Linked DNA regions of Homo sapiens: region 2 is linked to region 1. A link is an interaction called in ENCODE POLR2A ChIA-PET data of the cell type or tissue named here. Cell type or tissue: MCF 10A. All regions are shown on one strand. Each heading gives the region's core, and the rest is flanking DNA. Links, peaks and the distances in the headings are about the cores only. Region 1 overlaps NFIB (nuclear factor I B). Region 2 overlaps NFIB (nuclear factor I B).

The links. Peaks named below come from ENCODE experiments on the same cell type or tissue, not always from the same donor. Only the 100,000 strongest peaks of a DNase experiment are listed, where the experiment ranks them.
Region 2: POLR2A ChIA-PET joins it to region 1 with 6 read pairs; 4 of 35 experiments call an interaction of 5 or more read pairs at or near these places.

Annotation. Positions count from the first base shown.
Region 1 is chr9:14,163,172-14,168,560 of GRCh38, reverse strand. The region is part of intron 3 of NFIB (nuclear factor I B); the gene reads left to right. Among named protein-coding and RNA genes, the nearest start is that of NFIB, 150 kb to the left of the region's middle. In MCF 10A, for the core only: no CTCF peak of the experiment used is centred there; a DNase peak (open chromatin) is centred at 2,680.
Region 2 is chr9:14,274,300-14,279,688 of GRCh38, reverse strand. All of the region lies in intron 2 of NFIB (nuclear factor I B), which reads left to right. Among named protein-coding and RNA genes, the nearest start is that of NFIB, 37 kb to the left of the region's middle. RefSeq lists enhancers at 4,671-5,270, 5,271-5,389. In MCF 10A, for the core only: no CTCF peak of the experiment used is centred there; a DNase peak (open chromatin) is centred at 2,258.

The sequences.
Region 1 (5,389 bases), core at 230-5,229:
GCATGACATACAATATGACCCTTCATGATTTGTCCGTTGCACACATGGACTATGCCTTTAGCGTTAGCCGTGTGCTGCTTCTTTGTATCTTTGCTCATGTTGTTTCTCTGCCTAGAATGCTTGTACTCCCTTGTCACCTCCTCAGTGAGACTTCTTCAGAGCCTCTCTGCAGTGCTGTTTTACAGTACTAGCATTTAGTGCACTATTTTATCTCTATTTTCGCATCTACTCCCCTTAATGAATTCTGAGCCCCTTTGGGTGAGTATTGCATTCTTCTTTTTTGTATACCTATCATCCAAGGCAATGCCTACCTACAGACAATGTCCAAGATTTATGAAGCAGAGGCTTAGACCAATAATAGACTAAATAAATAACCTGTTCTTGCAGTGTGTGGGATCATTCCCTTACTCAGAACCTGACCTAGGCCTAGAAAAAGCGGGTACTTCTGCGGAGATACTTACAGTGATCCTCTTATGCCCTGTAGGTATACCACATCCTAGACATGATTATTTGGAATATTTTTCTGAACTCCTCATCTTATGTAGCATACTGATGATGAATTTTGTAGAGAGGTATCTGACTGAGAATTGTAGCACTCCAATATAATTGCTGATTCAGAATACTAATCTCAGGTGGATAGAGTTTCTCTTCTCCCAGTTTGACAAATTATAGAGAAGTCCTGTTTGCTGCTTTTGTGCTTTTGTTTACTAGGGAGTATACTACAGTGTTCTTAGAGTTCACTTGACCATGAATGAGGAACCTGGTAAGATAACATTCTAGAAGCTGCAAAAAAATACCTGACTGTTGTAATTCATACCTTCAAAAATATTCCTGATTACACTGAATGTTTCTGATTCACTTGTGATTCTTTTTGTGCTGTGGAAATAGCACTTTTTGAAAATTTGGAAACCACTCTTTATAGGTCACTTGCTAACTTTATTGAGGTATAATAGCATACAATAAGTTGCATATATATAGTGTACAGTTAGATGAGTTTTGACATATGTGTTTGTTTGTTTTGTTTTGTTGAGACAGCATCTCACTCTGTTGCCCGGTCTGGAGTGCAGTGGTGTGATCTTGGCTCATTGCAACCCCTGCCTCCCAGGTTCAAGCAATTCTCATGCCTCAGCCTCCTGAGCAGCTGGCACTAGAGGCGCGTACCACCATGCTATGTATTTTTAGTAGATGTAGGGTTTCGCTATGTTGTCCAGGCTGGTCTTAAGCTCCTGGACTCAAGTGATCCACCTGCCTCGGCCTCCTAGAGTGCTGGGATTACAGGCATGAGCCACCACACCCAGCCAGTTCTGACGTATGCATATACTCATGAAATCAGTACCACACTCAAGGATGATGACGTTTCCTCTAATCCCAAAGGTTTCGTCTACCCTCATCTTCAGATGACTTATTGATCTGTTTTCTGTCTCTTCCAATTAGTTTACATTACTGAATATGTTAAAAAGGGGAACCCCCCCCCCCCGACACACACACACAACAATATGCCCTTGGTGAGAAAATATGGAGGAACAAGGGAAATGGGATATGATCAAGAACCACGAGGACATATCTTTGAAAATAAAGAACTAGAAAAAAATTCCAGAGAAAATGTTTACCCAGAAGACTTATACGAAAAGTGAACCTACAAAAGAATAGCTTCAATAAATGCGGTATTCTGTGAGATGAGGAAGAATATCAAGAAAAACTAAATTGCTTTCATAGCGTTAAAATTGCATCGGAGGAGTAAGAAACAGCACTGATACTGTGGAAAAAAGCATTGATATAGAGGACAACCCCAAGATACTTATTCCAGAAGCAGAGGAAACACAGAGGTTAAGATGATGAGAAAAGGGTTGATGATGAGAGAATAGAAAATTCAAGGTTTATTTAGGTGTTCATTGTGGAGAAATTGGAGGATGTAGGATCAAAGACAAATGGAGAAAAATTTGATGAGCTAAAAATTATCTATGTGGATTAAAAGGACTAATGCTATTCCAGCCACATAATGAGAGGCTTGTATCTAAATATATCCTGTTGAAATTTTTACATTTCGTGGATGAAGAAAATTTTGAAATGTCCTGGATGAAAAACAAGTTACTTCTAGATTTCCTTTTATCGACATTAAATAACAGGAGACAGTGGGAGAATACTTGAAATTGTGATGGAAAAAACATTGTTTTTCACTCAAGGAGTTTCACCTACAGTCAAAGGCAATGGAAATATATTCTTTATTACTCATGGTATCAAAAAATAGAGTTCCTCATTTTATTTGCAAAAATGTTACTTGAATACCTATTCTGACTGGCAATGTGATGACTCAATAAAAAAATTAAGAACAGGAAAGTATAACCATAAATATATGAATAAAAATATAGATAGAGACTAATCATGAGAATAGTAACAATTAAGGTGAGAATTATGACCAAGTAATTGTTATAAATAAGATGACAGACATAAATGTCAATGTAAAAGATTGTTCTTGAATATATGTAAACAAGAATGTGGTTAACAATCTGGGTCCAAAATTTTAGACTGCATTTTTAAATTTTAGTGAAATACGCGTAACATTAAATTTGTCATCTTAACCATTTTTAAGTGTACAATACAGTAGTGTGAAATGTATTCACGTCATTGTGCAACCAACCTCCAGAAACTTTTCATCTTGCAAAACTGAAACTCAATACCTGTTAAATAACAGCTCTCCATTCCCTACTCTCCCCAGCCCCTGGCAACCACCATGTGACTTTGTTTCTATGAGTTTGACTACCCTAGATAGTTCATGTAAGTGGAATTATACAGTATTTGTCTTTTTGTGACTGGCTTTTTTCCAGATTACATTTTTAAGGGCTGCAAAGAGGAGGAGGCTGGGGAGGTTGGGAAAATAGGAATGACAGACTAGTGTTCCCCTTTTAGAATAATTTATTGTTGAATTTTGCTGAAGAGTCTGTATTATTTGCTTTGTCTCTATTTGTGCTTAGATTTATTATTAGGTAAGCCTGCCTCTTGGTGTCAAGTACATTTTCAGCATCTTGATATGGTCATATGACTTTTTCCTCTATCGTAATGATAGCTTTTCTCATAGTGAGCTGCACTCATTCATGGAATAAACCCTGATTATAATAGTGTATTGTTCTTTTGATAATATTGCTGTATTCAATTTCATATTTTATTTAGGCATCTTGAAGTCACATTTACTTGTGTGCTTGATCTTTCATTGGTTGGTTCATTGTTTTGTTTCGATGAGAGAGGCTACAAATTTAGGTATTCAAGTTTTGCTGGCCTCATAGAGGCTTATAAGAAAGTGTTCTTCATGAGGAAGCTTGTCTTATTTCCTAAGGCCTGGGAGAGTGTAAATAACATTGGAACCTAAAGACTAGATAAAGGATACATAAAATCCAGCTGTGCACTCGCCTGGACCTGGTGCTGTTTTCAAAGGTGGTTCTTACTCACATTTCTAGTATGTTCTAGGATTGTCAAATTTTTAAGTACACTTATGAATCACCTGCAGATCTCATTAAGCTGTGGATTCTGATTCTGAGGGTCTGGGGTAGAGCCTATTCTTCTTCACTTCTAATAAGCTCCCCAGTTATGCCAGTGCTAGTGGCTCTGGAACCACATTCTGAATGTGGTGTCATAGTGATTCCCAAACTTTGCTGTACATTTGAATCACTTGGGGGAACTTTTAAAAGAGTTCTCATGTCCAGGTCTCACCCCATATCAATTAAATCAGAATAGCTGGGGTTGGAAGCCAAACATAAACTGCTTTCAAGAATCCCAGATGGTTCCAGTGTTCAGCAAATTTGGCAACCACTACACTAGGATAATCGGTCCACTCAGGTTTTACACTTCTCTGCTCAATTTTGGTTACTTTTAGTTTACTAATACTTGCCCATTTAAGTTTTCAAAGTTGTAGTCAATAAGTTGTATGTATTATTCTCTCATAATTGTTTTAATGTATTTGATTTCTATGGTTATGTCTTCTTTTTATATTTGTATGTCATGTACCACATCATGATAGGTCAGTCGAAGACAGATTACATATGGCAGTGGTCCCATAAGATTATAATATTTTTATGGTACCTTTGCTATGTTCAGATATGTTTAGATACACACATACCATTGTCTTAAAATCCCCTACGGTATCAGTACAGTAGTATGCTATACAGGTTTGTAGCCTAGGAGCTATATGCAATTTCATGCATATAGCCTAGGTGTGTAGTAGGTTATACCATCTAGGTTTGTGTAAGTACACTCTGTGATGTTCATACAACCATGAAATTGCCTATTAACACATTTCTCAGAATGTGTCCCTGCCATTAAGCCATTCATGACTATACTTGTATATTTTTACTTTCTCTTTTTCCCTTAATCAGGCATGGAAGTGGTTTTTCTGTCTTGTTGGTCTTTTTAGAGAGTCATTTGTTTTATTTATTTTTTTAAATATTTCTTTTTTTCTATTCTGTTAATTTCAGCTTTTATGTTTAATTTCATCTTTTTAATTTTTGGGGTGGTTGTGATGCTGTTCTTTCTTTTATGGTAAGTAATGGGTTTCTTTCTTTCTTCTTTTTCTTTTCATTGCTTTTTAGATAGTTTATAATTTCCCTTTTGATTTTTCTCTTTGGTTCATGGTTTATTTTCTTAATTTCTAGGTAGTTGAGATAATTCAGTCATTTTTTTATTATTTACTTTTATTTGCCAAAGATGAGACAGTATGGCCTTAAAAGTCTGTACTTTTAGGGATTTGTTAAAGTTGCCTCTTTGGTCAAAAACATGATCGATGTTTTTAGAAGTTCCATGAACATATCAGTAAAATATAATTTGTATTTGAATGATATGAAGTTAGTCTTTGTCTAACAGTCATGTTCAATTCTTAAAAAGATACATTAATAGTAAAAATTCTCACTGTGACTTTATTTTTTATAAAGTTTCTTGTATTTTAATAGATTGTATTCATAATATTTTTTGGTGCATGTGGGGTTTATGATTTATCTTCTTTATTAATTGTGCCTTTTATCCATTTATAATTATCTTTGTTGTAATTCAGCTTAAGTTTTCTCTTAACCGTTGCTGATACTGCTTCCTTTTTGTTTGAATTTGCCTGATTTCTCTTTGCCTACCCATTTATTTACAACTTTTTGTTCTCTTTATTATCATTTTGTGTTAGGTGTGTTTCTTGAAAACAGTTGGATTTTGTATTTTTCAGTTGACCTAAACTCCCTTTATGGGAAAATTCAGTCCATATACATTTATTGTAGTGATTTATGTATTTTATTTTATCCCTTATATTTTACTTCATATTATTATATATTTTTACATCCTATTTTCTTATTTTTGCTGCCTTGATTGCATTCTTATTTATTGTGTTTTCTTTTCTCTTTGCTAATTTGGAAATTCT
Region 2 (5,389 bases), core at 189-5,188, 110 kb before region 1:
GCAAATACAGACTAGCAGCAGTACATGTTGTGGCCCATAAATATCCATCCTGGAAAATATCTTAGGTGCTTTGAGTTGTAGATGAGCAACATCCTTCAAATTAGATTTATGTTTTATTGTCTGAAGTAAATTATATCGATCTCTGTTGCCTTGAGGGTCTTTCTTTGAAGTCGTACCTTTTGACCTGCCTTCTCTATGGAGCAGTCTGATCACTGTTAGCCTTAATTTCCCTTTTTGATGAGGATTTAATAAGGTCTCAATCTCAGGTGGTCAAGTCTTAGGTAAAATGTTTGTGTGAAAGTAGTGGGAAGGGGATACAACTTGGAGAATCTAGTTATCAGTGTTGAAAACAGGATTCAGTTTCCAGGCATGATGTACTTTTTTCATCATAGTGATTAGTAGATGTAATATCCTCTTATTATCGTAGAAAAGGTAGGGGATATGATGGGAAGACGGGGCTTCCATTTTTGGTTCCATTACCAGTGACTGGGACTTGTGCTTCGGTTTTGCCGTCTGTATAATGATGGCATTGTTAACAATCACTCCTGAGGATAAATTTTGATAACGTGTGTGAAAGGGCTTTGTGAATTGTAGGCACACTCTCTCTGTGTCCGTCTCTCTCTCTGTGTGTGTATGCATATATTTTTCTCCCTACCTCACTAAAATGAAAAATTCCTGAGGATAAGAAACACCTTATTTTTAACACCTGTTTTATAGATAGTACTGATAATGTTTTTGTATTGAACCTATTGTGGACTTTCAGCTTAGGTGTTTGAGTGAAAGTTTCCTAAAGTTAGTTAACACATTTTTTTCCCCTCAGTATGCCTGTAGTTTATAAGTAGCGTGAAGTTCTACTGCTGGAAAATACAGTGGACAAGTGACATGGTTAGCTTTGTGCTCTGACTGGAATTATTTTCCCCCAGTTCGTTTTTCAGTTTGTCCCAAGAAAGTCACTGCTTCTGAATCATGGTGGGGTTAAAAGTCTAAATTCCCCACAAAACAGTCAATAACATTATACCTTAGTAATGACCCTAACAGGGTTCTGTCCCAGCTTCCCGCCCACATTCATTGTTCATGTTTTACTCACTAACCTCCAAACCCAAACATTCTAGGCTCCGCTCACTCAGGGGCTCGCCTCTTTTCTTTCCTCAGCCATTGAGGCAGCCTGAGGGGATACATGGTCTTCCTTCTGTACACTGTTGCTTTTGATTTCCACATGTTTCAGACCATTGGATGGCCCAGTTTTGGAGGTGCAAAATAAGACTGATTGAACATGTGTATCTTGTTAGGAATGTTATGACAAATAACAGCAGCTGTATAAACTAATCTTTCTGTAGCTTCGCACGACTCAATTAACAATGGACCACTGTCAACATTTGGTCCTTTTTACCTCATGGTTCCTGTGAACTTTTCTGTTGGACATCAGATTACTTTTACCTACCAACAGAAGAAAATATCAAATACTGCAAGTCAACTGCACTTCCCATGGTGTTCTCCACGTGATCTGGGGAGGGACTGCCAATTATAATGATTACTGCATTGATTCTAATTAGAAAGACATACTGGTCATCAGGATGGTTGTGACAGTTTAGGATTAATTTTTCTGAACTTAGCACCAAAACTCATGGTCGTAAGATGCTGGTCTCTGAAGTTTAGAGTGACTACAGCATGAGGCAGGGTGGCAGGGACATAGCTTCCCCCAGAGATCATCACAGGAGACAGAAACATCTTTGTGAGCGCTTTGCCATGTAGAAGTCTACTGTTGTGCATGGTAATTTCAAGTCACGAGAAACAGAAATCTCAAGTGACCTTTTATCTCTTTAGGTAATTTCTATCTGTACTTTTTGTGAGAAAAAAGGAGGGTACACTGGATGTTCAAGTACAATGGGGAACTCAGAAAAGCAGAGTTATAGCCTTAGAGTAAGGATGAGTAAAAGTTCAAGTTCCAGCTTAAATGTACTTGACATTTGAACCCCCTGTTTGAAGCCCTTACTTTAGGTCTATCTGCAGAGGACATCTGAAATTCCTTTGGCTTCTAATCTATGGCAAGTGAACAGGAATGGATGACAAAGGGATATAAAGATAGAGCTCAAACAAGTTGTTGTTAATTCTTTCTTTCACCTACGAGGACTAATGAAAAGCTTAAATTACTAAATTCAGACTAGACCATTGTCGCTACTTGCCAAACAGTACATGCTTGTGCGTCTGTCTAATCCATATTTGAAAGCCACAAACAGAAGCACATAATTTGGCAAAACACCAAAAACATGCCTCGGCACACTTCTGGAGATTCTTCCAAATGACTTAATGATTCAAAAATGTGTGTGTGTGTGTGTGTGTGTGTCTGTGTGTGCGTGCACGTGTGTGCGCGGGTGCACATGCATATTGCCTGGAGATGCTTGGAATAAATTCTGCCAGCAAACCATGTGTATTACACTTGTTTGGAGGATTTGAGGATTTCTTTCAAAATTCTGAATTGTAGAAAGCAAAAGATAAGGCTGTTTCTTGGGCAGTTACTTTCTCTTTTATTTTAAAGATGAGTAAGTAAAAACTTGTTATTTAAAAAAAATCTCCTCAAAATACAACATGTAAAACATTCTGTCTTTTAAGAAAGTTTAAGCATTCTATTTGTTTTTGAAATGTGTTTTGAGCTTTTTTTAACAGGTGGATCACAAATAGCAGTTCAGTACAAGAAAAGTTCTTCGTAGCACCATGAAGAAATTTCCTGAATTGAAAAATTATTCTTTCCTAAGCTTTTTACAGAAGTATTTTTTTGTGGCCTGATTTCTGCTTGATATAGAAAAGATGTACTTTTTAAAAAAGCACATAATCTGAATTCAGTTTACAATACTTGAAGATATTTAGGTGACTGCATGAAGCTATATTAATAAGACAGATATGGAAGGCAAACAGTCCCTAAGAAACCTTTCGTGTGATCAGCTTTCCCTCGCATGAATATTATTTTTAAAGTCAGATACTTCTATGTGTAGTATTTTATTTAAATATTGCAGGAACCTTCACAAGATAGATATTATTATTACTCATCTAAAGATGAGAAAATTAGAGCTCACAGAATTTTACAATAAGTTACCCAGTATTTCACATGTAGGAAGTGGCAAAGGTAATCTGAAGCCTGAGTCCGCAGATAATGCCTTTGGCGTTGTACCTTTCAGCCTTCTCTGAGAAAGGTACATTTGTATTACAATTTATCTTCCTTTCATTCCTTAAATTGCAAACCATATTGCTCTGAAGGTCATTCTATGTAGATTATGTTAATGTCTTCCAGTTAGCTGTTTAAGTTATACCTCATACTTGTAAATTGTAAAGCACCTTTATCTTTTGTTTAAAGTATCTTATTTAATATTTATTTCAATTGGATAAGATATTGTTTCCATTTTACAATTGAGAAAATAGGATTGGGAAGCAACTACCCCAACAGATAGTCTAGATCTGGGGATTAAGAACAGTATCTTTTCCCCAACTGTTTTTCCACTGCATTTTAAATGTTTTAAGTCCAAAGAAAATTTGTGCTTGATTCACCACCTCATACCAAAAAATGGAGTATGGCAAACCTAGACCTTTTTTGCTTGACAAGACAAAACAAAAAACCCCTGCAGTATCTAGTCATGTAATTCTTAGTGAACATCTTCTCATATTTCAGTATAAATTGGTAATTTGTCAAGCTATCCATATATGCTTGAGAGACTCTTCATTTTTGGTTAAGGGTAAGAAAGTTTTTTTTTTTTCCTTCCTAGTTTCAGAGTTTTTGGTATACTGGTAGAGTTTTGAACATCAACAACTTTTAGTCTTTTGGCATAATAGGATTAGATAGATTATGGTTACTGAATTCACACAAATGTAAAAGAAAAATAGAGATAGGGAAGTGAGGGAGGAGGGACTTAGTTCTTACTGCCGTATTTATCTATTTTTAGTGCCATTTGAAAATTGCCACAGGAATGTAGCATCTCTTTTCTCCTGCAGACTTAGTTTTACATCAGTTTCTTAGTATGCCATATAGGATAGCATTATACTCATGTCCTTTTAGATAAGTACTCACAACTAGGAAATTAAGATGCCAAGGATATAAGCCCCTGGGTGTGATAGGGTTTTCACTTATATACACAGATATCATTCTTCAAGGATACTGCTTGTGAATGGGATGACTCAGGAGATGTTAATGAGAGTCTTCCTAGCCTGGCATGATATCCTAACCATGGCGCCGTGCACTTTTTCTTCCCTGTTTGCCTCAACTGCACTGATATCGCTTTATTCTTCTTCTTACTATGACTTTATGATTGATGGTTACGAAAATCCCAGAACTGATATGAATTCAAGTGTGTTCAACGATTAGAGTAAGAGAATGTTGGCTGATAAAGAAGAAGTTGACTTTAGTTGAACACAAAGATATTGAACTCTAAGTTACTCATTTAAATATGTGACACAGAAGTAGAATTCACAGAGGTTAACCCCTTGGAGCACTCAGAGACCATGATCCTGGCCTTGTCCACGTAAAACAACTCCCTTCAGAAGTAACAAGAGCAAGGTCCAGCCATTGCCAACTGAAGCCCGTTGAATACACTGGGACGTGGGCAAATTAAGAACTTACTGATAGTTCGCCCACTGGATTTTATCATAGATCTTATCAGCTTCATGGTCTATGACTGTTGATTTGACTTTCTCATGAAGTAAATTAACTTCAAAACAAAACCTCACTATCTCTTATCTGTTGCCTAAACAATGTTTCCAAAAATTGACCACCTTACTATACAGTTCACTTGGATTTCTTAAGAAATCAGTTAATTTAGCTAACTGGCAAACAGAACTCCACCACCTCTTCTCTGGTTCTGAAACAATGTTTCCAAACGATGGTTGTCCTTTAGCATGCTGTCAGAGCACAGTAGGCCCCAATTTTTAAAAGAGATAATTCTTTTGTCTTTAATTTTGTCAATTTTAGCCCAGTTCGACTTAGTTCTTGTGCCTCATGTTGGATAGTTGCTCTAGAGAAATGTGATCCCAGGAATGCTGGTGATTTGCTGTTTTAAAATGGTGCTGTGCTTTAGGTTTCTGTTCAAATCTAAGATTTCAGAAGAGTCAGTAACTGCAAATAATCTAAAAGGGGAAGAGTGAAGAATGCTTCTAACTTCCCTTTGAAATGAATAGCTCTGCCAGAGCAGCAGCTATTAGAAAAACAAAAACGACAAAGAAAAGCTGCTCAGCCCAGCACACAGAGGTAAATTTACTTACATCAGACTGAAAAATGAGGGCTGGGCTTTGAAAAGACATCCCTTCTGACTAGAGGAAAGCTTGTAATTTTGGCACGGCTGCCGCCCTCCTAAGCCCCTGAGAAATTCTGAAAAACATTACGGAAGACTGTTCTTAATATTAATGG